7 separate regions of the Homo sapiens genome follow, and all the other regions are linked to region 4. A link is a loop called in an ENCODE intact Hi-C map of the cell type or tissue named here. Cell type or tissue: HCT116. All regions are shown on one strand. Region 1 overlaps CPED1 (cadherin like and PC-esterase domain containing 1). Region 2 overlaps WNT16 (Wnt family member 16). Region 3 has its middle 150 kb from the start of FAM3C. Region 4 holds the start of CPED1 (cadherin like and PC-esterase domain containing 1). Region 5 overlaps CPED1 (cadherin like and PC-esterase domain containing 1). Region 6 overlaps CPED1 (cadherin like and PC-esterase domain containing 1). Region 7 overlaps PTPRZ1 (protein tyrosine phosphatase receptor type Z1).

The links. Peaks named below come from ENCODE experiments on the same cell type or tissue, not always from the same donor. Only the 100,000 strongest peaks of a DNase experiment are listed, where the experiment ranks them.
Region 1: it touches region 4 in a loop (12-fold over the local background); 98 of 110 quality-filtered maps call a loop at or near these places.
Region 2: a loop joins it to region 4, with 3 times the contacts of the local background. A loop is called at or near these places in 11 of 110 quality-filtered maps.
Region 3: it touches region 4 in a loop (2.7-fold over the local background); 18 of 110 quality-filtered maps call a loop at or near these places.
Region 5: a loop joins it to region 4, with 5 times the contacts of the local background. A loop is called at or near these places in 106 of 110 quality-filtered maps.
Region 6: it touches region 4 in a loop (5-fold over the local background); 70 of 110 quality-filtered maps call a loop at or near these places.
Region 7: it touches region 4 in a loop (8-fold over the local background); 8 of 110 quality-filtered maps call a loop at or near these places.

What each region holds. Positions count from the first base shown.
Region 1 is chr7:121,097,317-121,101,316 of GRCh38, forward strand. It overlaps CPED1 (cadherin like and PC-esterase domain containing 1), which reads left to right. Exons shown (of 23, transcript NM_024913.5): 6 at 383-515; 7 at 2,610-2,778. Among named protein-coding and RNA genes, the nearest start is that of CPED1, 110 kb to the left of the region's middle. In HCT116, a CTCF peak has its summit at 2,473 (motif pointing left); no DNase peak of the experiment used is centred here.
Region 2 is chr7:121,333,096-121,337,095 of GRCh38, forward strand. All of the region lies in intron 3 of WNT16 (Wnt family member 16), which reads left to right. Among named protein-coding and RNA genes, the nearest start is that of WNT16, 6.1 kb to the left of the region's middle. In HCT116, no CTCF peak of the experiment used is centred here; no DNase peak of the experiment used is centred here; H3K27ac peaks cover 2,514 bases.
Region 3 is chr7:121,545,673-121,549,672 of GRCh38, forward strand. No RefSeq gene overlaps it. Among named protein-coding and RNA genes, the nearest start is that of FAM3C, 150 kb to the left of the region's middle. In HCT116, a CTCF peak has its summit at 2,025 (motif pointing left); a DNase peak (open chromatin) is centred at 2,019; H3K4me3 peaks cover 258 bases; H3K27ac peaks cover 1,867 bases.
Region 4 is chr7:120,986,258-120,990,257 of GRCh38, forward strand. It overlaps CPED1 (cadherin like and PC-esterase domain containing 1), which reads left to right and starts at 2,454. Exons shown (of 23, transcript NM_024913.5): 1 at 2,454-2,655; 2 at 3,134-3,613. The coding sequence starts at 3,365. RefSeq lists an enhancer at 1,630-1,709. In HCT116, a CTCF peak has its summit at 1,522 (motif pointing right); DNase peaks (open chromatin) are centred at 1,564 and 2,152; H3K4me3 peaks cover 1,888 bases.
Region 5 is chr7:121,079,956-121,083,955 of GRCh38, forward strand. The region is part of intron 5 of CPED1 (cadherin like and PC-esterase domain containing 1); the gene reads left to right. It also overlaps the pseudogene RNA5SP241. Among named protein-coding and RNA genes, the nearest start is that of CPED1, 93 kb to the left of the region's middle. In HCT116, a CTCF peak has its summit at 1,557 (motif pointing left); a DNase peak (open chromatin) is centred at 1,596; H3K4me3 peaks cover 732 bases.
Region 6 is chr7:121,106,034-121,110,033 of GRCh38, forward strand. The region is part of intron 7 of CPED1 (cadherin like and PC-esterase domain containing 1); the gene reads left to right. Among named protein-coding and RNA genes, the nearest start is that of CPED1, 120 kb to the left of the region's middle. RefSeq lists a silencer at 1,992-2,041. In HCT116, a CTCF peak has its summit at 2,060 (motif pointing left); a DNase peak (open chromatin) is centred at 2,048.
Region 7 is chr7:121,993,543-121,997,542 of GRCh38, forward strand. PTPRZ1 (protein tyrosine phosphatase receptor type Z1) reads left to right here. Exons shown (of 30, transcript NM_002851.3): 9 at 2,840-3,024. Among named protein-coding and RNA genes, the nearest start is that of PTPRZ1, 120 kb to the left of the region's middle. In HCT116, a CTCF peak has its summit at 1,616 (motif pointing left); DNase peaks (open chromatin) are centred at 1,179 and 1,619.

The sequences.
Region 1 (4,000 bases), 110 kb after region 4:
ATGTAATATTCTCATGACAAACAAAAGTCTGCTCTTGCAGCCACCACCCCCTCATTGAGAATGCATCCCTTAGCTTTGTAGGATAGATCAGCTTGATGTTGGACAGTTAGAGACATTGTATCTACCTCCCCTTCTGAGCAAGAAAATGAAATCAATTATTACAGTTGTTTTCCTCCTCTGTAGTAAGAGAACATATGGCAAACAAAGGCCTCTCTAAATATGCATTCATACTTAGTGGATCCATTTTTGATTCAGAATGGGGAGAAAAATGGTTGCATATTTCTCATGTACCCTGCAGTTTAATACAGCATACTCTATTTTCAAAGCAGTTCCAGAAAGAAACAATAAAATGACTGTCTTCTGCTCTCTTGAATCTTTTCAGAACTGCAACTTCCAGTGAGTCCCTCTGTGTGTCTGGATCAGGGAATGCAATTAAAGCCGAGTACTTCGAGTCACCTTTTAAAAACAGTGAAGCCACGTGTGTGGAAACCAGGGGACTGGAGTCGTGAACAGCTGTAAGCTAATCATTTTGAATTGTTATAACCAGCATGCATTGTAGGAGACAGCTAACAAGAGAAAAGCACAGAACAGATATGGGGGGTTCACATGTGTGAATTATTAGTTTCTCTTACATAAATTTTCAGCTATCCTTTTTAAATAAAGAATGCCATCATTGACTTTCTCCTAGATTAATTCAAACCTGTCCTGCCAGAAAATAAACATTTGGGTAAATTGGACTCTTATCTAATAAGTTACATTAAAGGAAATTGAATTTAAAACCTTGACAATGCAAAACTATAAAATTTTAACTTCCATTTTATACTCAAATGACTTTGCCTTAGACTATGAATATGGCTGGATGCATTTTTTTTCTGCTATTTTTTTTATGGCTCTTAGCATCTAAGAAAGCATCTGCTGTGTATCAAGTTATCCAAGTTTTCTCCAGGGAAAGGATTTTATAATGTAGATAAATTATAGTTAAAAATTAAGAGGTTTTAATTATCTTACCCAAGACACAAATAAGTTTGCCTCATCTAATTTTATAATTATTAAGTAGTATTTAAACAGTTAATAGTATTTATTGAAGAATCATATGCATCTTGTGCCAACCTAGAATTTTAAAGTTTAAAGTAGGCCAGGTGCAGTGGCTCATGCCTGGGATCCCAGTGCTTTGGGAGGTCAAGGCAGGAGGATTATTTAAGCCCAGTAGTTCAAGACCAGCCTGAGCAACATAGTGAGAATCCATCTATACAAAAAATAGAAAAATTAGCCAGGCACAGTGGTGCATGCCTGTGGTCTCAGCTACTCAAGAGGCTGAGGCAGGAGAACCAACTGAGCCCTCGAAGTGGAGGCTGCAGTGAGCTGTGATTGCACCACTTCACTCCAGCCTGAGTGACAGCAAGACCTTGTCTCAAATATATATATATAAAAATATATAAAAATATATATAAATATATATATATAAAAATATATAAAAATATATATAAATATATAAATAATATATATATAAATATATATATAAATATATATGTATAAAAGCACAGTCCTTTCATTGATCAAACTTAGATATTTAACATTTAGAAATATGATGTAGAAAAGCAAATAATTATACATTTTGGTATCATTTATGATGAAAGCATATTTGTTTCATTACAAAATATTAAACTGGTGTTACTTTTCCTTAGTAGCCTGAGGTGTTTTTTTAATTTTTTTAATTTTTTAATATTTCATCCCTTAAGTTAACTCTTCATTATCTGGGAGTAGGGACATTAGGTAAGATTGAACTAGTGGGGAAAGTATTTTCGCATATTCTTGGTGACCTGTCCACTATTTAAAAACTTAACATTTTTTTCTAGAGAAGAAAAAATAGAGCAAAGGTAGGCAGAGGTAGAAGCTTTTAGAAAGTTTCACCCAAACTGTAATTTATATCACTTTTGTTGCAATGGTATCATGCATCTGAGGTCACGGGTACTGTAACTAATTTATATATTTATTTTTTAAATTCAACTTTATTCTACATACTACCTTTCCACCTTTTTATTTAATTAAATTAATTAATTTATTTATTTGAGACAAAGTCTTGCTCTGTTGCCCAAGCTGAAGTGCAATGATGCAATCTCAGCTCAGTGCAACCTGCGCCTCCCAGGTTCAAGTGATTCTCCTGCCTCAGCCTCCCAAGTAGCTGGGACTACAGGCCCATGCCACCATGCCCAGCTAATTTTTGTATTTTTAGTAGAGACAGGGTTTCACCCTGTTGGCCAGCCTGGTCTCCAACTCCTGAGCTCATGATCCGCCTGTCTCGGCCTCCCAAAGTGCTGGGATTATAGGCATAAGTCACTACGCTCAGCCACCTTTTTTACTTTTTAAAAATACTTTGATTAAATCTGCCAGAGTGGGGAACTATTACCAATTTGACTCCTTCTCGCTGTACCTCTCCACCACCTGGTGGTGATGCTAATAAGCAACTGAAATTGTTCAAGGAAACCCACACACTGAGGGCTGGCGTCCTACAAAGGATAGAAGCAGTTTACAAAGCTTGTAGGTAATTTACAAATTATGTACTCAACCCTACATTATGGAGCGCTAACTATGTTTTTTTTTTTTTTTAGGAATGAAACGACAGTCCTTGCTCCACATGAAACAATCTTTCGAGCCGAAGATCTATCTGTGATTCTTAAAGCGTATGTGTTGGTGACGTCCTTAACCCCTTTGCGTGCATTCATTCATTCGACGGGCACAGTTTGGAATCCACCAAAGAAAAAACGCTTCACTGTCAAGGTAAGCTCTCGGTTGAAGCTATTATTTCACGTAAGTACACTGAAGTAAAGTAAAGTGAGTTGGGCTGCCATTTTCCCACCTTTATGGTTATCAAATCCCATTGAACAAGGATCACATCTTTTTTATTGCCGCAAGAAAAGATTTTCACTTAATAGGTGCAGGTTTAAAAATGAACTGGAAGCAGCTTAATTCACTAGGGATCACAAAGGCTACATTCTTTTTTCTCAATTCATCATGATAGTTCAATTCTTTGATCTACTTATTACAGAGCTAGTTCACAGCTATACTCTGTTTTTCTTAATTTTTCACTTATTCAAGAAAAATATAGTCAAGGCAACAAATGAAAATACAATTTTGCCTTTGTGCTTTTTGCTTCACCCTTAGGAAGCATAATGCTAGTTCATCACACCAGTCAATATGGAATATTTGCTGAGTGAAAAATAAAGCTCTCAAGTGTGCCTAATATAGCAAGCTATGACATAAAGGATAATAGGGAAGATTTCAGGGAAGAACTCAATAATAATCCCAAAAAGTTTAATAAGTTATAAAAGGTAGCTCAGGTCAACTTGGCTGAAAATGAGATCTAGTGACAATATGTTTGATAAATTTGAAAGAAATTTTGATTTTACAGTATTTTATTGTTCTGCATACCAAAAAGAGGAAATAGAAATGGAAAGAATGCATAGGGTCCCTCATAGTTTGAACAGATTAGAAAATGACTGAACTTGATTTTTTTCAGAATTTACCTTCATAAACTGAATTTTGAATTTTGGAAAATCTTCCACCTCAAGAAGAAGGCATGAGCAAATTTTAGAATTTATTTCTGCCATCTTATTTTTTTATTTAGTATGCTTTCTTTTTCTCCTCTTAAACTTTGCTTTTTCACTGAAAAGCTTACATATTCTTCTGTAAGTTTAAAAGTTGTACATTCTTTACCTATATAACATACAGTGGTCACTGTTAATTTAAAACATGCACTCATTGTTTATGTTTTCCTATGATTTCTTAGACTTTTCAATATCTCTATCTGCTTCCCAACCTTGCCTTCTCAAGACTCTTTTGGTCTCTGTACCATGTCCCCAAATCCCATTATCACAATGTAGATTTTTAGTTTTAGTTGAAATAATCACTTGTTCCCTTTTTTGGTTTTTTTTTTCCTCAAAAACAAAACAAAACTTTATCAAGACACTTACCATCCTTACTTCCCCACATTGTTTACAAT
Region 2 (4,000 bases), 350 kb after region 4:
TCATATATTCTTGTAAATATTCAATAACTTATAAAGGTCCCAAAGTAATCATTGCAATCTGTCACATTCTTTTGAAATAAATAAAACAAATTGCAATATCTCTTAGTAATCTTAAAAGTATATGTTGCGTTTGTTTTCCATTTTTGGAAAATGAATAAATGGAACGCATTTAGAATAGTTACAAGTTACTCCCAGTTTTCTTTACTTTGTCCATTTAAAATACAAAAACAGAAAAGTCGGTAAATATATCACTGTAACACTTCAAATTCAAATTTTAATTTTAATTCAATTTAAATATTTAATTCAAAATAGCAAAATAGAAAGTAGGAATGTCAGTAAATAGCTATGTAAGCTTTTTGTATTTTTGTTTATAAAATTGTAAAAGTTATTTTATTTCACTAGAATAACTCTTGCCCAACACCATAGTCATGCACATGCCTCTTAAGGTTTTACATTTAAAAAAATAAATGACTGAGATGTTGCTTCAATTTAAATATTATCCAATAAGGGAATTTTTATTATTTCTAGCATATTAATTTTGAAAAGGTTAAATGTAATTAGGATATGTTCTTAAAACTCTAGAGTTAAACCTAGAGATAAGATTATTCAAATTAATATATTTTTAAAACAAGAAAACAAATAAACGAGTGTTTGTTATCAACAGACCTTAAATCTTCTTTGGCCATTCTTTAAGTAAATTTGGTAGAGATTTTTAATAAACTAGAAATTCAGAACACAAAAACTCACGTTATGATTGATTCTCTTAAATAAAATCATCTTGGGACTTACAAAAAACCCTAAAGCATTCTAAAATATATTTTTATTAGTAACATTCGGCAGCTATTTGGTTTTATTTTATATTGTGTGTTTTTCAAATTAGGTAGTAATGTTCCTCTCTGTAACTGTTAATGCTAATCTTAAACTATTATTTATATCCTGATTTTATTAAAAACATACTTCCTATTCACCATTAATTTAAATCCATTTTTATTGGCAAAAAATAATTTTCTAACATTACCTAGGTTCTTGCTATTATTCTAACTAGCTTGAAAACAATTCAATTTATGCATATATGTACATTTTGTGTAAATCTCTGAGTTTTCTCTCCTGAATCATTTTTTTCACATTGTTCATTTTTGGTTCACATTGTTTCACATTTAGATGAAATCTTAAAATATTAGAAAACATTTTCCTGGTTATTTGGTAGGTACTATGCTGGTGTTTTTGTTGTTGTTTTTATTTTCTCTTGAGGTATTATAATTCAACAGAGTTTTGTATTTTTCTTTCTGTTGCTGGCAAAAAAACAAAAACAAAAACAAAACCAACAACACCATAAAAGAGGTTTCCTGGTTATTATCTAACATGGATGAGCAATCAACTCAATTTTTTCAACATTGGCAATTAGGATTTTAATCTAATAGGCATATTCTTCTGAATAAAATCCAGGTCTGTATTCAATTGAGTTGATTTTCTTAGCCTCAAAATCACAAACTCAAAATGTAGGAAAGTGTTCAGAGAAATGTGGGTACTGGCGCTTAGTAGTACTGTGAGCAGGATAGATGATTTTCTAACCGCTAACCTTAAATACTCTGATTCCCACTTGGTTTCTGACACCATTCCTAAACTTATGACTCCAAGAATAATGTTGCCGAATGATGATTGGCTAACGGAATGATGTGATGTCTTCCAGGGGCAGAACTTCTGGGAATAATGTGACTTGGAATATTTATGGGTATTTCTTTTGGTGTGCTTAAAATATTTCCATTCTTCCCATGTCCACCTCACAAACTTTTAAGTTTCCCTACCCCATAATTTGTTTTATGATGAGTAACTCAACAAAGTGGGAAGGGCTCAATCCCAAATTTTCATTGACCTATTCCAAGAATATTTATAAGTAGTTGAACAACACATAGTGTTTTGCTTTTCAGTAGGTTCGAATATATTTTTGGACAGAAAGGGACAAAACGGGTCAGAGGAACAGGAATCCTACATACACCCATCCAACCTCGTGTCGCAGTTTTTATAAAAACTTAGATCATCTGATAGTTGAGAAAATGAAATGTTAGTCACAAAACGTTCCACAACAATTTTCTGGCCATTTTTGTAAAATTCGGACAACGTAATTTACTGAAAAACAATCGCCAACTGCCACATTACCTCTGAGTCAAAATTGTGGAACCAATCAGTTCTTAAACCACTTCTCAAGCGGTTTCTATGTTTACATTAAGTATTAATGATGCATCTTTCCTATTTCACTTCATTAGAAATTTATCAAACCAAAATTTACACAAGGAATCCAGTAGATTAAATGCTACCCTCCTGATTGCTCTGACATAGTTTAAAAATATTCCACCAAAATGTGCACATCTGTTTGCAATAGTTAACAAAACATTCCTCTGTTAATATCGTTATAAACCTTAACAACTCAACTAGAGTAGAGAAAGGAATTTTCTCATAACCACACAGCACTCATTCCTTTGCTATTCTCTTATGTTCCTGTTAACAGAAAATTATGGTGATATTGCTGTAATTCACAATGGCTATTTAACATTAATTAAGAATCCTGGAGGAAAATCTCCAGAATACACTTTCTGGGGGAGTGTTCATGCAATTTCCTTAAATATACTTGCATTTTCCACTTTTATTTTTCCCTATTCTACTAAAATTATCCTGCTGCATATAAATACCTTATATTATTTATCACCAGCTTTCCTTATGTAAGATAAACGTCTTAATCAGACTTTATTTTTCTGTAAAATTGAAATCATAAGTACCTGCTTATTAACTAGCTATTATGTGCAACAAATATCTTCCTCTAAAACTAAATCAGGTAAAATATTTATTAAAATATGCTCTGAGAAGCAGAATTCTAATTCTGTAGAATTAAACTTTGTGTGTGTGTGTGTGTGTGTGTGTGTGTGTGTGTGTGTGTGTGTATCTGTCCTTGAATTTTGCATTTCATCAGTCCTGAGTGGTGATTACACTGCTTTATTCTAATTCCAGATTGTCCAAGTTCTTTCCTTGGAATATTATGGGGGTATAATCTTTGAAATTCCAGGTCAGGTTATTGATATTTTTTTCCTTGAAGTTCATTTATCTTTCTGTCCTAGAATACAGTATATATATGCATATATATGTGTGTATATATGCCCATAGATATTCTAAGAATATGTATATACCTCTATAGATGTTCGAGGATACAAAAATAATATGTATCATATATAATAAAGATATTATTTCTTTTATTATGTTTATTGTTAGGGACACTTACAATTCAAAGTTTAAATTGTCATCACTGAAAAATTATAAATTCCATGTATGTATTCAAAAGGGCTAATTTTCTAGGAGGGAAATCTTTCTATAATTTCAATACAAATTCAGCAGGTGATGTAATTGAATTTGAAAATCAGTCTCTCTTTTTATCCTTCATCGTGTTGTAGTGCATAACTTTCATAGAGTAACACTATTGTGGACGGGGCTAAAACTGAGGAGTTGAAAGAGAGAGCCCAGCCGGCTCAAAACAATACCATTAACCTCTTAGCAGTGACATGTGTTTAAGAAGGTGGTTTTTATTACTCCCTCTTGATTCAGTTTACCAACAGAGGATGAGATAAAAGTGTTCAAGTGAGCTGGACCAATTACTCAATAAGTATTTGATGAGCGTCTACTTTGTCCCTCATGCTGTGCAAATTGGCAACATCTTACATGATGTCTGAAGTGACTAATAAAAGAAAAAATCGGCTCCTCAGTCATGATCCAGGGGAGAAACAGCTTTAAGTCACTAAGTGATGACTGTAAAGAAGGCTGATCAGCTTAAACATGGAAACATACATTGTTATGTTTTTAGTGTTCTTTGGACAGTTATGTTTTGTTATTACCCAGCACTGATTGAGCTTTTTCTCGTAAACTTTGGGAGCTTAAAATTTGAACAAAGTAGGCAGATCACATTTATTTGCCTGGAAATGTTTTAAAGAATTGAGGGTTTTGTGAATATGAAATG
Region 3 (4,000 bases), 560 kb after region 4:
TCTGATCTGTGGGACTCTCCCTATGGCACTAGCTGGAATAATATCACCTTCTCAATTGTCTCATGCATTTTGTCTTCAACAGTACTGAGAATAATTCCCTGGGCGGCATCAGTGATTGGGTGCTAGTGAGAGTTGCATTCCCTTTTCTTTCTACTTTCCAGACAAGTAAAAGAAACAAAGCAATAAAGAACCATCAAACAAGACTTTGACAGATAATAATATATTCTGTGGATAATTTCTACTTCAGAGATAGGCAATTACACATTTTTAAAAGCAATTTTTACTGCTCAGTTACAGCAAGTTTGCCTATTTACAAAATAAATGCTGTTTTATTATTTTTAAACATGTCTTACTTACTGCATGCCTCTCCATTTTTAAGAAAACCCCAGTTACTCTGACTGAGCAGGAGAGTTTAGGAAAGGAAGGAAATCATATTGGCTGATCTTCCAATAAGTGACAGACTTGGGCTAGACATTTACATTTATTTGATCCTTTCAGCAACCTGGTGAGGTAGGCATTATCTCCATTTTAGAGATAAGGAACTGAGGCTTGGTGGTGTTAATATCTCACTCAGCATCACACACCTAGTAACTGATAGAGTTTTATGCTTTCCTAACATCTTACATGCCTTCAGTGATGATAATTCTTCAGAAATTAGTAAACATTCTGTGAATTTTTAATATTCTGTGAATTTTAGAACTCATTAAGACAAACACACATCTATGCCTTGTACTCGTATAAAACCTATTGAATGTTACAAATTATGTCTTATCGTTCCAAAATTTCAGATTTTTTTTCCCAGAAATCAAACTCAATGCTGTTTGGAAAATTTTTGCATAAACCAGCATTCAGATTAAGCAAAATAGAGAGATAAATGAAGAGTTGAATCAAAACAAAGTTGAAAACCAAAATAAAATTTTAATTATTTGGTACATTTAATCAGGAAGGATCTTCTTACAAGGCAGTTCTGTGCAAAACATCAATGAGTGCTAATAAATAAGGACATATGTGTGTCCCAAAAGATTTGTCTTCAAGGTATTGTGAAAAAAGTTCCTGGAGCCACCTATGAGAGAGAGTGCATCTGGTCTAATTGCAAACTTCAAGCAATTGTTAAACTTCTTATTGCCTTCTTGAACACCTCTCTGGACTCACCTGTGTAGGTCTGTCTCTGTCCTCCTCCGGGCTGTCTGTGAGTTTCAGTTCTACCCTTCTACCCATACTAAGGGAGAGTCCACTCCAGCCTTGTGGACGTCTAGTTGCATATTCACTTTATCCATAACCTTGACATCTTCGTGAAATAATAAGTGGGTAGGGAAAAAAATTTCTCCTATACACTAGTGGAAATTGTATACTAAAAAATTTCAGCTATTTAACAGAGGGCCAGGAGTTTGGAAATTAGAAGCTGTTTCCCAACATCAGCAAAATAAAGGATTCCACTTTATTTATTTGAAGCCACAATTATCCAACCCACTTCAACGGTTGCTTCATATAATGAGTCTTAGAGTCAGAAAAACTATAATTTAATGACCCCTGATTATGTAGGCTGAAAACTTGGATTCAATGTGGTAATTAGATAAGGCATGTTTGTTTATCTGACATTAGATAAGGCATTTTACCTTCCATCAGCCACAATTTCTAATTTTCCTGCAGATGTTTACACATGTTTTGGGGAAAAAGCTTTTATGGTACTACAGATGCAGCCATTGCAGCTTGGCAGAATGCTACAGGAGCAGAATAATCATCAGAGATGTTCCTAAGCAAAGAAGGAAAACCAGTTCTGAAAAAATGGCAATGATTAAATAAGGTAAAAAGTACACTATTTCCAATGGAATTATGTGATTTTTAAAAAAACTTTGAGAGATGTGAATTTGTCTATGTATAAATAGGTAGACAAAATTGTTCACAAGTAATTTTAAATATTTTTTTCTTTCAGAAATGAAATATTCTTCAATTTAAGGAAATTCTGACGTTTCAGTACGCTAGTGTGTGATGTTCAGCTATTATAGATGCTCCTAGCGCCATCTGGTGAGATATACAAGCAATAGCATCAATATTTGACTCATGCTTTGTAAACCCAGGAGACACTTACTCTGCAGAAAATAGGCAGTAGAACAACCTCCACTTATTACACTATGAAGTTTGTCCTCAGATACTAAGAAAAATCACTGTGTAACCTTGATGTGCATGTAACATCATTTTAATAATGCAGATATGGATCTCACTGAACATTTTAATTGTACCTTTATCCTTGAAATGTTTATCAACCTCTGGTGCCATTTTCTCTTCAAATAAATTTTGCATACATTTCCAACTGAAGTTAATGGAAAGTTAGAATATACATTTGAGATTACAAGTTAACCTAAAATTCATGTTGTAACATGCAAATTAGAAGAAAAATCATTTTGCTTAATTCTTTAGGACTATTTGACATTTCAATTGGAGGTGCAGTAATTTCTTATCGAAAACAAAAGAATAGATGTTTTCTTTTGGAAAACAGACTTGATATGTGTACATGATATTTCTATTAGAGGAAAAGAATATTGAAGAAGAGGATGAAGTTGGCTTTGAATAAGTTGAAAAACATCAGGGTTAGAGGTGCTGAATGTAAAAACATTTAGTGTTTTGACTTCTAATATCACAGACACCTTTTCTCCAAGAGTTACTGGTATAAAATATGTAAATTTACCTCAGACAAAAATATACAGAAGTGTAAAATGCCTTCAATTCCTCCTTACATAAGCTCTATCTGTTGTAAACCAAGTTCAGCATATGTGTAATCAAGAGCTTCTGGAACAGCAGGGAATCACCTGAGCATTGGGAATCTTCAATTTGTTCCATCTCTCAGACAGGTTGCTGAGTGCAGTGCCATCTTATGCATGTAGGCATTTGTTGGTGGTTTGCTGTTTTAGCACAAATGACAGTATAGATACGATTTGCATAGCAAGCTTAAATAGTTAATGATCAAGAAATATGACAAGACTTTATCTGATAAACATTTACTCTTATTTTTCTGACAGAGTAATGTTGATAAACACCAAAAAGCTCTTTCCACAAATACCACAGTAGAATTCACAATCAGAACCAACTACAAAATTTGCAGTGGTGTGCTCAATGCACCATGAAAATGCAAGCCCCTTTGTTCAAAAATTTTAAGGAATTTCAAGATGGCAACAAAAGAATCTTAAATCAAATGCAGGGCCCTTCTGAGCACAGTGGCCCCATATGACTGCACAGGTGGCACAGCCATGAACTCATTGACGTAGGCCAATATTTTATTTTGCACTTGTGGAAAGGTAAACTGAGGCACATTAAAGCATTAAAAACTCTATTAAAGACTTTATTTGAGCATTTAGTGATCCATGGATCTGGGTACTTCCAGACTGCAAGTGGTTTGGGGACTCCAATAAAGGCAAAGGTACTTTTATAAGGTGAATGAGGGAGCAAGGCAAAGGAAACATTTGGGGAGAGGTAGCCTCGCTCAACTCATTCCCCTGGAAAGTCCTAGCTAGAGGTTAGTTGGTGATTTCTGGGTTAGTTAAAGTTTTATTTTACCGTTTATACTGAATTGGGTTTGAGTTTGCTTACACAGGAACCCAAGGTGCTAGAATCACCTCAGCCCAATGACCTCCTAATTAAATTTTTTTAAACACTCTTATGGCCGGGTGCAGTGGCTCATGCCTGTAATTCCAACACTTTGGGAGGTCGCCTGAGGTCAGGAGATTGAGACCAGCCTGACCAACATGGCAAAACCCCGTCTCTACTAAAAATACAAAAACTGGCTGGGCATGGTGTCAGGTGCCTGTAATCCCAGCTACTTGGGAGGTTGAGACAGGAGAATCACTTGAACCTGGGAGGTAGAGGTTGCAGTGAGCTGAGATGGTGCCACTGCACTCCAGCCTGGGTGACAGAGTGAGACTCCATCTCAAAAACAAACAAACAAACAAACAAACAAACAAACACACTCTTATTTAGTGTTTATTGAGCAAAGCCATTACATGTA
Region 4 (4,000 bases):
TTGCAGAGATGGAGTTTCGCCATGTTGTCCAGGCTGGTCTGAGACTCCTGGGCTCAAGTGATCCTCCCGCCTTGGCCTCCCAAAGTGCTGGGATTACAGGTGAGCGACATCGCAACCGGCCTCATTCACTCTTCTGACTCCTTCAAGCTCTGTCATTCCATTCGAATGTGTGTAACCTACTGCTCAGGTGTAAATACCTCTCAGGTAGAGTCTCCACATGCTGCTTTCATGCCACCCTTGCCCTTGTCCTCCCAAACCAGCATCTGCTGGTGGGTGCACTTCTATCTCAAAGAGGGAAAGGAAGAGAACTAAGAGCTCATGTTTGCTTTTGGTGTCTAGATGTTCCACGGGACTCATTATTTGATAATTATCTTTTTACGTGTCTGACACCACATCTCCCATAAACTCAGTGAGGAAGGAGCACAGCCTCAGGATTCAAACCTTAACATACATGCATTCAGCATTCATTTATCCAGCAAATACAGAATGCTTAGTTGCTTTCCATATATTATCTCAACTAGTTGTACCAACAACACTTCAAAGGAAACATTAGTATCCTTATATCACGAATGAGGAAAGCTGAGACTTTGGTCAAACCACTTGTTTAAGAACAGCTGATAAAAGGCAGTGCCATGAATCATATCCAGATTGGGTTTACTCTAAAATCAGATGCTTGTGTATCGCCTTAGTCTATTTGGTGATAATTCCTGCTATATCTCCTTTCCACCTCTTGTTTGCACCTTCTCAAGCTACCTCTTTTCTCTCTCTTGCAAATATTTCCTTACTGCTTTCTTCCACTCCCTTGGACTCAGTGGTTAAAATGGGAAATGGGGTTCTTTAATCTACTAGAATCATTTCTGGGATACTAATTTTCCACCTTCTTCCCAATTCCCATTATTTGAAGTCTAGCTATATTATCTTAAAATTTTCAATACTGTTGTCTTTCATTTCTCCCAACCGAATGGCAATTTTATTTTAGCATCTGATTTACTTTCTTCTGTACCTTGTTCTCAACAATTTAATAAAGCATAAGAATGACTCTTTAGATTCCCCAAACTCTGTTTTTCAGACTTCTTGCCTTAACAGAACTTAATAGAACTGTCTGCCTATTCCTTATCACTCAGTAACAGCATTGTCACACCCTGGATTCCAATTTAGAAATCTCACAATTCTTATTATCTCTCAAATCACATTGCATCCACCAAAACGATATGTCCTACAACACCACTGTTCAGCCATTTTCTCTTAAAACTCTTTTGGCTTCTAAAAGTGAAGCATCACTTTATTTTTCTCTATCCCATTTGTCATAAGATTAAGGACTCTGAACCTATACATAAAATAATATTAAAGCCACTGGAGGCGATACATGCAAGGGCTTGGGATAAATCCAGCTTCCGTGTGAATATTTCTTCTGTAATGTGTTAATTAATTTGTTCTATAGGATGTTAAAAGGGTTTCTTTCTCACAAGCAAGGAACTCTAGATGCCCATTTCTCTGAATCTGTGCTAGCTGGGCACCCCTAGGGGGCGCTCCGTCTCTCAAAATACAAGGGGCTGACAGCAGCGTGCCTCTGGGTGAGGCTCACTCTAGGGGTGTGGCCTCACGGAGAACCTCAACCCACAAGAGTTTGGCTTAGAAACAAGTTTGAAAACCTCTTCAGGTCCAGAGCCTTTAAATAATGCCTGCTATGCGCTAAGACAGCCCTGGGTATCCAGAGTTCACAAAGCAAGGACTGATTTCCTTTCGCCTTGACAGCCTCAGCAAAAGTGGAAGGGGGTTTGCAGAATTGCACTATTAGCAGCGTCCACCCGAAGGTCTGCACAGAATTAGACTGAGCTGATTCTGGACAAAGCCCACTGTGTACCTTTATCTACTGGGCAAAAGTTACCCCCAACACCTGCTATAATCGACTCATTTTAGGAGCAAAATGTCAGGCCATGAAGCATCAGATCATTGAAAGACCCAATTAATTAGTCCAGGAAAGGAGTAATAAGAACATCTGTGATCTGAGTTCCATACTAAGACACAGAGAGACGACTGAGTTATTCTGGTGCTTGCTGTCTGAGGTCCAGACAGTACTTGTGACCCTCTTATCCTCAGAAGAGTAACCACAATTCCCTGGAGTGAAGAATATCCCAATTCACTCATGGAGTTCACTTTAGTCTCATTCTCGACCTTTGTCACCAATTGGCTAAGGCTATTTGTTTTTCCAATTCTGTATTAGGAAAAAGAAGTTGCACAGAGGATCAGACATCAGATACGTTTCTAAATTCTGCAGCTCTGGGTGGGCAGCCTCATTTGGGGAAATGCTAGCTGCTGTTTCCAAAGTGGGGAAGCCCACGGTTTCGGACACAGGGCTGACAGCGCTGCTCCAGCAGCCCCCAGGGCCAGAGGAACCCGGCCTTAGCTCCGCCCCGCTCTGCCCGGCCCCGGGTGGCTGCGATGCCGAGGTCCTCTGCTCCCGCCGGGCGTGCAGCGGGCGCGCGCGCGTGTGTTTATGTGTCTGTGTGCGTGTGTGTGTGTGTCTCTCTCTGTGTGTGTGTGAGATGAATTGGAGTCATACGACTGGGTGTTTCCTTCCGAGTGGTTTTCATCAGCAATCCATTAGGAAATCATGGAAACTTTTTTTTTCCTGGCTAAAAGGATGAAAACTGAGTAAGTACATAGAACTTTGAACTTGAGACGGAATGAAACAAATTCAAGCAAAAACCCTGACAGTAACCATGTCCATTCAAATTGCGTATGCCCTTTTTATGTTAAAAGCCGTGAATACTTACAGGACAGTGGGAATTTAAAACTAAATGAAGGGAAGCATACAAAAGGCTGAAAGCAAGACTGCTTTAAAACCGGAGGAAAATTGAGGAACTGCTAAGGCAACCTGGCCTGAGTTCAGCTGTGCAACAGGCACTTTGGGTTTTAATCTTTTGCGTTCTTCAATGCTGTTTTCAGACTCCAGATATACTTTGGTATTGTTTTCTCTCTTCCTGCAAAGCTGAGGCAGAGTCGGACTCCTTTACTGTGAGTTGAAAGATGTGAGAATAAGGCATTGCTGGAAGCAACAGTTTGGCAGCCTGGGGTACACTCAGGTTATTCGTTACAACTATTATTATTTGATGTCTTTTTTTAAACTCAGGTCATCCACTTTTGACTGTCATCCATGGAAGAGCTCTTATTAAAAGCCTCAGACTTTCGGGACCTATGATTCTTTGGCACAACCTTTTGGAAAATTCTTAAGCAGGGATGAAGCAAACTTGATTGGAGTTGGGGAAAAAGAAGACAGATTAGTATTTTTCATGCTGACAAAAAATAGCTGCTATGACTTTTCCCGCAACGTGGACAGGGGCCAAGTGAAGCTGAACTGGTCATGGTCTGTCGCCCAGTGTTCCCTTGTCGTCGGCGATTTTGCCCCCGACCCTTCTTGGTGGGCTTAGTGGTGGCAATCTGTCTCTTCTACCAGACTCTGACCCTCCGAGGGTCGAGGAAGCTCACAGCCGCTGCCCCTGGGGCTGTCCCACACACATCCACTGAAACCCAGGCAAGCAGATGCAAGAAAGGATTCTCTCAGGACAAACAGTGCTTCCTTCTCTCTGGTAATGCCCAGGAAACCAGAAAGGTAAGACTCTCATAAGCTTAACGGAGACAGTTTCTGCAAAGACAGCAATCTGCTTCTCTGTCCTTTCTATAAAACTAAAATTAACTTCCATGAGGTCTGAAAGGGATCCAGAGTGTAAACAGCCTAGAGAGTGACCTGATGACTGGGAAACACGTTACATAAGCTTCAACTTCTTATAGTTACTTCCAGAAAGTTCTGGCATTACTTTATCTCTTAGGATTTCACTTCATTTCAGTGGAATGAAGTAGACAGTTTGGAGGAGGCATAAAATGATGTGGATTCTTTCTAAAATATCAGTATTCTAAGAGATCTGAGGATTTACAATTCAAAAACATAAATCAAAGTTTCAAAAACTTTGATAAACCTTGAGTGTCTCTTTTCTCAAGG
Region 5 (4,000 bases), 94 kb after region 4:
CAAAACTGAAGAAGTGAAAAGAAAGATATTCAGTTTTTTGATCTAAATCCCTCCAGCAGGCCCGTTTACTCACGTAGATGGTAAACATAGATGTGTAGCAGTGTGTCTGTATAATACCAAAACAGCTGGCTAACACATGAACTTCAAGCAATTGATATTGGATTTCTTTGCATTACATAATAAACACTGAGTAGTATACCATATTTTTACTTTGCAGATTTGGTTATCCTGTTCACCTAGCCTGAGTCTATTAATCAATAGTTTATTCTTAGTTGTGTGTAGACATATTCCATGTCTCACTATATAGCCTGTGAGAATAAAGTATACTATAAAATAAAGTATATTACAATTGTTTGGATCTTCCTCAACTAATACATCGCCCAGTGATTGTGATATGATATTTGCCCCAATAAATTCTTCCTGAACCATTATGTTTGCAACAGAAATATTAGGAGTTAATCTGAAACCTGGATCAGATTTCTAAAACACATTGCTTGCTTCAAAATAATGAGAATTTTTTTGCAGAAGTGGTCAAACTTTTTATTTTGAAGCCATCAGGGGCTCTGCCTGGGGATTATGAAGACTGAGTTAAGGGTACAGAGTACAATCAAGTTCCAGGAGTTCGCTGCTGAGGTGGAGAAAATTCACCCTAAAATTTACATACCTGCTTTGTGAATAAAACCAATAAGTGAAAGAGAACTATACTGTACTGTAATTTGTATTATTTACTTATGCATTTTAAAAACCTTCATTTTACACACACACACACACACATACATATACCCAGAGAGAAAGAGATTGAGAGGGAGGGAGAGAGTTTGGTGTTGGGGGATATACTGTTTTGAACTTCAAGATGATCACTCTTCCAGTCTCCTTCTGGTGGTAGAGACAGATATTGAGCAACAAGAAACTTACAAGTGTTATAAAAGAAAAATAGTAAGTTTGCAGTGCTCAAGGCTGTTTTCATTTATTTTCACAGAAGTCCAGGGCTATGCACTGATTTCTGATTTGCAACATATCATCAATATTAGAAAATAAAAGCCCACCAAAGTGATGCATTAGCTGAAATGCACAGAACTCCATAAATTGTATGGTATATAACATGTTACTCATGGAAAGGTGATGCTCGTTATGACTAGTCTCTTGAATTTACTTTTCATTTTAACCATAATTAATATTAGTAGGATAAATGCATTGTCACAGGCGTCTAGCCTCTTCCAATCTGACACATCCTGTTGAAAAATATATTGATAAAGACTCAAAATGAGAGTTGCAGCAAACTATAAACGAAGTGCAATACATTCGTTTTCCTTAATAGAATCTTAGAGTCTTTCATTTGCATTTGAAGTTGTGGTTAGAAAGGAACATGTCTGGCAGAAGTATAATTAACTGAATAAATAGGGTAGCTTTGGAAGATGTTTTACTCTTTGATGGGTTGGGTGTGCTCCTTTCTGGGAGAGAAGCATGAACTCTATTATATAGAAAACCCCATTCAAATCCTGTGATTCATTGCATCAATAACTTTTAAGACCATTTTCTTTCCACTTCTCCTAGCACCATCTAATGGTGAAATATGGAACTTTCTCTTTTCTTCTGCGTCACTTTCATTAACATCATAGGGTTAGAGCAGCTGTGCAATCCCAGTGTTGATACTCATTTCACAAGCAAATGTGTTGCATTTGAGAAGGCCAACTTTTGCCCAAAAGGAGGTACTCTGATTTAGAAAAATAGGCAAGTAAGTGCAACTTAGAGATTGAGTACAGTCAACAAGCATAATTAGTACTCGCTTTTGGCTTGTTGTGTAGATAATTATGGTGGGCTTTATGATTTATGCTGCAGGATTATTTTATAGATGTTACCCTAAAATAATAACAGGAGAGAACATTAATTTGTTGAACTTATCGTATGTCAAACACTGTGTCAGGCACTTTATACACTTCCTTCTTTCAACCCTCTATAGCAGTTAATTCATCCACATTAGCTGAGAGGGCCTTTTCATGGCGCATTTTGCCCCACCTATTTCTGAGCATCTATGAGAATGTATGTATGTATGTTTTGATATGAATTTTAACCCTAAAGGAAGGAATTTACAGTGATGGCAGAAATCAGGAATCCTATGGCCCAGGCTTGCAGCAACCTAATTCCAGTTCCACCTAGCTGCTAAATATAGTCATGCAACTTTGGGAAAAGTCCTTAGCCCATTTGAGCTGCTTTTCTAGACTTGTAAAATGGAAATAATTAAACTGACCATTCTTTCCTTATAGAGTTATGAAAATGCTTTATAAAAGAATATTATGAGTCTATGAAAATAATATATAAGAGATTATGTCTATATTACTCTGGATATCCATGGATTGATTTGCAGAAAGCAATTGAATGAGGTTTTCTGTTTTCTACCTCAACATAAAGCTGTCACAATAATATATAATGTGCTTTTTTGAGGCATTCTGATTTAGAAAGAAATAGGCAAGTAAGTACAATTAAGAGGTTGAGTATAATCAAAAAACATAATACTTGTTTTTGGTTTGTTTTCTAGATAATTATGGTGGGCTTTATGATTTTATGCTGCAGGATTATTTTATAGATAGATTACCCTAAAATAAAGCAGGAGATGACATTAAATTTTTAACTTATATGTCAGACACTATGTCAGGCACTTTATACACTTCTGTCTTTAAACCATCTATAGGATAACCATCTGTAAGATAGATATATTCATGCCTTTTTTAGATGAGTAAATGAAGCCTTCAAGAACCTCTGGGCTACACAGCTGTAAAGCAGCATATCCATATCTAAAGTATTATGCTATAACTTTGTGATAAACTTGAACCACTATACTGTATTTTAAGTCTGTCTTATAAATAAGAAAATAAGAAAGGAGCTATTTAAAGAAAATTGTTTCAGCTAGGCCTAATGAGAAACTGAATTTACCTATTCTATTATTATTTATTATTCTTTCATCAACTAAAATGATCCTTTAAATTTCTTATTTATAATAATATTTATGCATAAGCAGAAGTTAAGTGAATGTGCTGAAGGCAGAAGACTGTCTGTCTTTCTCTTGCTTTGTCTTAGTGTTTGTATAGGGCATTCAACAGCAGATGGGAATGAACAGCCCTGGGAGAGTCAGAAGCTCCAGTCCTCAGCTCTCACTGGCACTCTCCTCCTTGAGGGTCCTCCTTACCCTTTTCTGTTACCTCTTTTCTGATGTGCCTACTCCAGACTCAGCTCTGCAAACCATCTACAGCCTTTCTAGGCAGCATAGAAAATTTACCAATGCAAACCTTACAGTCCAGTCTTATGCCTGGGATTCATGATGAGTCAGATGTGGGTGTAGCCACCACCAGCATTAGCTCTGGGCCTCCAGAATAATAGTGACCCCCTCCCACATGGGGCACTTGGAAGGGCCAAGAATTAGTTGTCCTAGCTTTTTGAAGCTGTCCTTCTGGTCTTCTTGGGAGGGTTTATGATAGTCTTTAGAATTCACTGATTGTGCTGCCAAGCTGGTTTGTATAGCACCAATCTGGGAATGTTAATTAATGAATGCAAGTAGAGCCAAATTATATTTTATGGGAAATATGTGATTTCTGTGGAATTAATGGTTGTTGAAAATAGTTTTCAGAATGAGTAATTGCTTTGACCTGATTGCACAGGTGCTGGAGGATAGCAGGGAGGTACAGATGGAGCCAGGCTGCGTATGTGTAAATCCTGTCCTGACCACTTGATATCCCAGTGTCCTTGGGCAAGTTGTACCTTCTTTGTGCTTCGCTTTTCTTCCATCTAAGTACTGACCAAGCCCGACCCTGCTTAACTTCCGAAATCAGACCAGATTGAGCACTTTCAGGGTGGTATGGGACTGTAGTCTGTGCTTCAGCTTTCTGTCTACAATGTAGGGATGATCAGGACTCTGTCTCCTAGGGTTGCTAAGAGGACAGAATGAGTTAATACATTTCAAGTACTTGGAACAATGCACAGTGAGCACCCCATAAATGCTGAGTAT
Region 6 (4,000 bases), 120 kb after region 4:
AGAGTTCCTGGCGCATGGCAGATGCTCAAAAATGTTTATCAGTGAATCGTTGTCTATCATCCTTATTTTAATTAAAGGTACCTCATTAATAATAACTTATTAAAAACTGCCATTTGGGGAAAATATGATTTAAGAGCAGGTTCTACAACAGAAGATAGTATTATGGATTTACATATTCCATCATTGTTAATTCAGGCATATTTTCCCTTCTGAACTAGGGTAATGAACGCATAGACATATGCAAATATAATTAACTAACATAATGCTTTATATAGGTAGATGCTATATAATGCTTTATATAGGTATACACATATATGTGTATATATGCCTACATATATATATATAATGTATTATGACAGTGTAAAGGTAAAACCTAACACTAATGAATAAATTTGCTAATTATTATTGCCTTTAATACTAGAAAATCAGTAGGCAAGTGTTAATTATATATCCAGAAAAATGGAGGTAAGCTAATACTCAGGGATTTCAGTGTGAAATCAGGTGAGGTAAGTTCATTCCTTCTTCCCTCCTTCTGGATGCTTGAAAGATGGAAAAGTTCCTCAATAGTACTTTGGAGGATAGAATGTATGTTTCCCTTCTCAGCTCCTCCCCTTCACCTGTCCTGTTCACAGCCTGCTTCTCCCTGGAGCCATCAAGGGAAGGTATATGCTGGGATGAGGATGGGACCCAGTTATGGACTTGAAAAGAGCAAGTGTTGTTTCTCTGAACTGGATCCTGGAAGTGTATTGCCCGTGAACTTCACAGAAGCTCTTAAAAATTAATCTCTGCGGGCTCTTCCTCTTTCTGCCGTTGCCCAGCACAGTAATGTCACTCTGATTTCTGTTACACCTTGCCGATAACAAGTTTATAAAATAAACAAGTGTTTAGAGTAAAAACCAAGCCTGGGAAAAGAGGTCTAGTGTAAGCAATCTTTCAAAGCACTTTAAGCGTCCATAGAGAGCAGCACCATCTTAATTTTTTAGTTTCTTATTATTTCTTTAATAGATGAGCCAGCTAAGCCGTAGAGATGTTCGAAGACAGAACAGCTGTATTCCCTTTCTTCACTACCCTCATGCAAGAAAGGATTGTTAAGATGGATCTTTGGGAAATGGACCATGAATTAAGGCAAAACTCCCTGCAATCTTCCTAAATGTTTTCATTTCTGTACAGACACCTAGAGAGTTATTGAATTTAATTTTATAAATCTTTATCCCTAAGACTTTAACAACAAGGCTTAACTTTTTCATCACTGTGGTAATGTTAAATATCTTCTGATGACAGGAAAATATATTGGAAGGAAAAAATCACATGAAGTCAGCAAACAGGAGAACAAAAACCAAGAGGAAAAATCTACTTGCCTAAATCTTTTTGAAATCCTTAAAAGAAGAGAGTTTGCTTATTCTTTATTTATGTAGGAAACAAATCTTCAGTGCCTGGCATAGTAGCTAATATTCAGCCGATTCAGGGAGAGAGAAATGAATTAGAATAGAGACTCCACTCATCAAATTGCTGAAAAGAATAATTAGTAATAAAAATAACTCCTTTACAAAGTGGTATGTGGGTGCAAAGTAATAACAGTGAAAATAATGGCAGTAATTGTCTCCAAAAATTAATCGCTTTAATGCTTAAGTTTATTACAGAATATTTACTCAGTGGGGAAGTTAAATGATTTTTACACTTTTACTTTGGGTATAGAAAAAAAGTAAGTTTTTACCAGTACGTTTTGAAACTTATTAAATGTATATCATTTTTGAGATTTTTATTAACAATATCCTTTATTCCTTGAGATCTGTCTCAAAGGCTGACAAATTCTAAATATAAAATATCCTCAAATGTGCCAACTAGGTAAAACTGATTTGTCTGCTGAAGGAAGACAGGCTTTTGCTCCCTTCAGGAGAAAATCTGACTTGCATTTGTCTTATGTGATTTATTCATTGTAAGTTTAAAATGAAATACAGCCTTTTTCCTTCCATATATTAAAATGTGGTTTCAAATTTAGAAGAAACAGCAATCTTTTTTCACTAAGGAAGCCTACATAGCAGTGAGATGGAGCAAAACAATTACTGTATTGCCCCCTAGTGGTCTTTTTTGCTATTGTACAAATAGTCTGAGCTGTCCAATGGCAAGAGGAAAAAAGGCAAAAATGCTTAGCAAAGCATGGAGCATTTTTCCCCCATTGGATTAAACATATTTATTTTAAAAAAGTTATTTTATAACCCATACTTACAGTAAGAAAGCTGTGCTTTTAAGTAGATTGCGAATGATGATAATTCCTCACTACAATTTAAATTACCTAGGCCACACAATTATTTGGAATGATTTCAGCATTTGCCAGCCACTGGACATTGTTTTTTCACTTAAGAACACTTTGTAAAATTTAATATGCAGTGCTATTAAAGAATGATATCCCTCAGATGACTATATGTTAAGAAAATTCATTCTTCCAGCTCAAATTCATATCATAAAATATAATAATCTTAATTTTTTTCTATGGAAAAGTTAAGCCTATTAGTCATAAACTTGTGAGTATACATTTAAGTGAAGAAATGTACATTTTGTAATGTTTTTTTCATATAAGGAAATTCAATGATATTTTCTAGAGCTCTTTCTCCTCAAGGAATTTACTTGAGAGTGGTATAAATATGCAAAGTACACAAATATAGGATATTTTTATGGAATATGGAATACTGACTTAGAAGAAATGACTTATAAACATGCTATACTGTCTTATGTGTAGATCATACAAAATATGTCAGGGATGTTGGACTGATTTCCATAAAACTCTAGTCTAAGCCAGTCACCACAAGCTCAAAAACACCACCCTGTCCCATTGCCCAAAAATTAAGACCTAAACTTTTTTCCTTGGAAAAACAACAACAACAAAAAAGATTTTGCAACACATAGTTTTAAACTTACTACACAATACCAGTTTTAAAATTACTGTACAGTTAGAGCTGGCATTTTATACTTAACATGTAAGACTGCACTACTGTACCCATGAATCTTTTGTGTTACTTCTATTTGATTACAACCTGAGCCTCAAATCTGCTGTTAACTGGAATTCCTTTAAATTATCTAAATGACCTGATATTATGATATAGAACTGAAAATTTGTGTTTTATTTCTCTGAGTGCTACTGAGGCAGCAGAAATGGATTCTCTCCCAGGACTCTTCAGATATATTTTGTATTCTCTACCTTCTGCAACATAAAGACGTATTTCATTGCTTTTGTTAGATCTCTATGGAGCGTCTGCCTATAGGGCGGTCATTCTCTCATTGCGTCACTGGCTGACACAGAGCATTCCTATACACATCACTCTGTCTTCTTTGTCTCAAAACAATTTGTCCTTTCACTCCCTATTCCTAGCCTGTAAAAGCAGTTCTTAGAAGCTCGATGAAGCAAGTCTTTAAAATTTAGAGAAAGGGACTTCAAACAGGAGAGGAAATTCCAAGCATCCCTTTATTTACATATATATCCGTATTCATATGCACTATGTTTCCCCTCTACATCAGCTTCTTCTTATTTGGTCTCTAGTTTTCCGGAATCTAACAGTTCCAGGTACCATAGCCTCATCAATCTGTTTAAAAAACATACTGTTCCAAACTGATGCTTTGGTAGAAATTTCTAGTAGAATAACTTCTGAATAACTTCTACTAGAAATTTTTTCAGATATATTTGAAAGGTATAAGAATTTTTCTATGTGCTTGATTACTCAGATTATCTACATGAAGAATATTTGTTCAAATCACACACAGAGAAATCATTACTTTAAACTCAGAAGTCACAGAAGAAAAACATTATGCTAAGGAAATATATTTCATTTTCATGCCTTCAAGGAGTTACTGTTAAAGAAATGTGATTTTACAACATGAATAGGACGATGATTACATCCTTTCAGGCTGAGTAATAAGCAAATATCCAATTGCATTTTTACTTTAAAGGAGAGAGAAATAAATCACCAGCATTAGATCTATAGCACTGGATATGCAGGAAAGAAAA
Region 7 (4,000 bases), 1.0 Mb after region 4:
CCAACCTGGATGACAGAGCGAGACTGTCTCAAAAAAAAAAAAAAAAAAAAAACACAAAACAAAAAACAAAGATAATTGGGCTGATTTCAATAGGAAATATATGCAAAACCTGGGAAATTTAGTGTCTATTAATCACTTCTTCTATGGTCATTCCATGGTTTGAACACCAAATAGTGTGTATGGAATTAACTAAATTGTTATTTAAAAGATTCAGCTCTATCTTATAGAAAGGAAACCCTTTGGCAAGATCATAAACTACATATAGAAATATAGGCTTTTCTGTTAATAACATTCTAAAGTATGTATGTTTTTTTCACCATAAGAGCCTGTGTCTCCACATCTAAAATAAAAGATTTACCTGAAGCTTGATAGCATACAACTATATTGTTGATTAACAATAAACACAGGTATTTAAAAAGTAAATTTCTAATTAAAATATAAACTCAAGCTATTAAACAAATAACTAACAAACTCTTACAGATTTACAAGGAGGAGAACAAAGAAGTGAAAACTTATGGGCAAGAAAATATAACTTTCTTTTTGGAGCTCTACTTTATATTAATGTTGATTCATAAATTTTGACACGTCTACTGATTGCTACTACTAAGGCGAGACAAACATAGACATCCAACCAAAGTCGTTTCTGCTGCTTAGGCAGTAGTCCTTTGGATGTTTTGCAATGAATCCTTTATTTTTTTCTTAAGAGATTGTTATGCTTTGTATGTATGCATAAAATTAATGCATTTCTTTTTTTTTTTTTTTTTTTTTTTGAGACGGAGTCTTGCTCTGTTGCCCCGGCTGGAGTGCAGTGGCGCAATCTGGGCTCACTGCAAGCTCCGCATCCCGGGTTCACGCCATTCTCCTGCCTCAGCCTCCCGAGTAGCTGGGATTACAGGCGCCCGCCACCACGCCTGGCTAATTTTTTGTATTTTTAGTAGAGACAGGGTTTCACCGTGTTAGCCAAAATTAATGCATTTCCAAACAGTTTCATCTTGAAGTGTATAGTTCACTTTAAATCATTCCCATTCTGTAAAAAGTGGAATTGATTTTTGGAGGACGAAGTCTACAAATGATATTGTCCAGAGTCACTTCCAACTTTTCTAAAAGTGAACTTGGGATTCATTAGAAGCAAGAACGAGCTTGTTGCTCCAATGATAGAAACGTGAATAGCTCACTTGAGACAATTTGAAGGTCTTCTGCCATCTGGTGGACATCAGTAGAAGTCTCACTCAGTAGAGTAACATCATGTAGTATACACCTAAATTAAAATATATTTTCTTATTCTGAATTCATGTTTTTTGACAATGAAATAATTTTTCTTTTATTTCTAAAGGAACACCCCAACCTAAGCCCTCCCTAAACAAAAAATAACATCAAAGGTTTGAAGTGAAAAATAATTTCTAACTGATATAAAGCTATACATGTATTTATTTGTAAAAGGTATATATATATATTCATATTTCCTAAATAATTTCTGTACCACTGCTAGCATACTGTACATATGCTATGCCATTGCTATCATATTGTACATATGCTAAAATTGTGACTACTAAGTATTATATGTAAAATTTGTTTCCATTTGTAAGACCAATTGTTAGTTGTGGGTGCCCTCCGGTGTTCATGAGGTGAACTGCAAACTAGCAGAGACAAGTCATTTTGGTCACAATCGGCGGCAGTTGTTAACATATTTTTGAGTCCTTGTAATTGTTGTATCAGTGATGACTGATTTACCTAAGTCTACTGCATGCTCTCATTGAGTGGCTTTGTAACTTCAGGTGTCACCTGAAAACAAGTAAGTATATTAATTAATATTCAGCCTGAGAGATCTTTCTCTCCCTCTGCTTTGCAAATCTGGCCCATGAAGAGATATTTATTACTCTGCTTCGTTAGTAAAATATCATAAAATGTTATAGTTTTTCTTTTCCAAATTAGTCCAAACTATCACATTATAAGTGCATTTTGGAAAGTACCAGGGCACTCTCTGATGGGACTAAATTTGGGGCATGATTCCCAGCATGGGCCTGAATTCATTTTAAGAAGTCTCTGAATGATTTTTCATAATACTACTTTTTCAGATGAGACAAACAAGTCTCTTAATTCCCTAAAATTATTTTCTTAATTTACTTATGATAACAAAATGGGATTTTTGTCAGCACGTCTGAAAAATACTGAAATGGCAATTTTAGGTTTTCTTTGGTTTTCTCTGGTTGGGAATTTTAAATTAGTTCAAGGATTGTCTAATAACAAAATGTTCCGATAATAGTATGTCTTTCATAATTGAAATTATCCTCATCCTGAACTGAATATATTTTCAGGTACCAAACAAGAGAAATTAAGTCATCATGAGCTTGCAGATATTCTTTGTTCATTTATTTCTAAAAATGAATCTGTATGCCAGGTATATTCAAAACAATGTTCTAGGCAATATAGAACTACAGAGCTATGGTTCTTATGTTTATAATCCACTAGAGGAGTCAAGATTCATTCAGGAAAAATACAATACGAAAGTATGCAAATAATGCAGTAATAATGATAAAATAGGCAATTGACAATGACAGAGATCACTTCAGTAGAGATTAATGTGAGTAATGAAGGAGGTAGCATTTGACCAAGACCTTTCCAGAATGGAAAGCTGGGATTTGAACAGATAGAGTTAAGAGGGGTGGAAAGAGTATTTTAGATATAGGAAATGGAATAAGCAAAAGCTCCACAGTGGGAAAGTGTAACTTTTTACTTTACATTGAAATAAAACACAATAAAATTTTTATAGAATATGTTTTATTTATTCAAGTCCTCAAGGCTAAGTTCTATCAACAACTGTACTTTTTTCTCTCTGAAGTTTGTAGTTCAGAACCAGAAAATGTTCAGGCTGACCCAGAGAATTATACCAGCCTTCTTGTTACATGGGAAAGACCTCGAGTCGTTTATGATACCATGATTGAGAAGTTTGCAGTTTTGTACCAGCAGTTGGATGGAGAGGACCAAACCAAGCATGAATTTTTGACAGATGGCTATCAAGACTTGGTAACTATATGATCAGTTGTTTTACATAGGGTAACATTATAATTTAATTTCCAAGGTAAGAACTTACAAATGGTTGTATATTATTTTCCTCCATTACTTTTAGACTTTATGTGAAGGTGGGGTAGGCTGAGTATTTTTAAATTTAAAAAAAAATTTTAAATTAGAAGCTATACTAAATTATGTTTAAAGTTACATTTAATTAAATGGATATCATAACTTTGCCAACAATAACACTATAGAGTAGATACATATGACTTATGAACTGGAGATCATTTAGTGTGGCCTTTCTTAAGATTTCAGTTGTAGAATAGTGCCAGAATCTCAGTGCCCTGATACATTTTATATTGTGTCTTCCATTACGCTATATCAGCACAGGAAAAGTAGAGTAGGGGACATACAAGTCCTCTTTGTTGCACCAAAAAATTTTCAGATAACAGCTGGGAAGTCATGATTGGGTCAGAACTTTGGGGATGTAAGAAAACATTTCTTACAAAAAGATCCACCCCTGCCTCCCTCCACCAGCGCATGCGAATAAAGTACAGATTCCCTTTGTGGCCTGAGCATGTCAGTATTAAACTTTGCTCTGGTAGGGAAGTGTTGGCCATAGATTAGGGTGTAGTTGACAAACCTTCATCTGGATGTAGGTCCAGAAAGTCCCCACTGCAGGTTAAAGGACACTGGACTCTGCACTCAGGCACCTAGAGTCCTGCAAGTCCTGGGAACCTGCATTTAAATAAAAATGCACTATTAATTATGTTTCATATCATGTGGACAAAATGGATAAAATTTTAGTAACCTTTTAATTCAGTTGCCTGGAATATGGAGACACAATGACCTGGGAAAATCGTGAAATAAATAGTAATAAAAATGTTTATTTCATAATTACGTGAAGAAGATAATTCTATTACTGTTCTTGCATATATATTGTCAAGAAAAAGAGATAACTTAGTTGTTCACTTTTTCACATTGCTCCTTG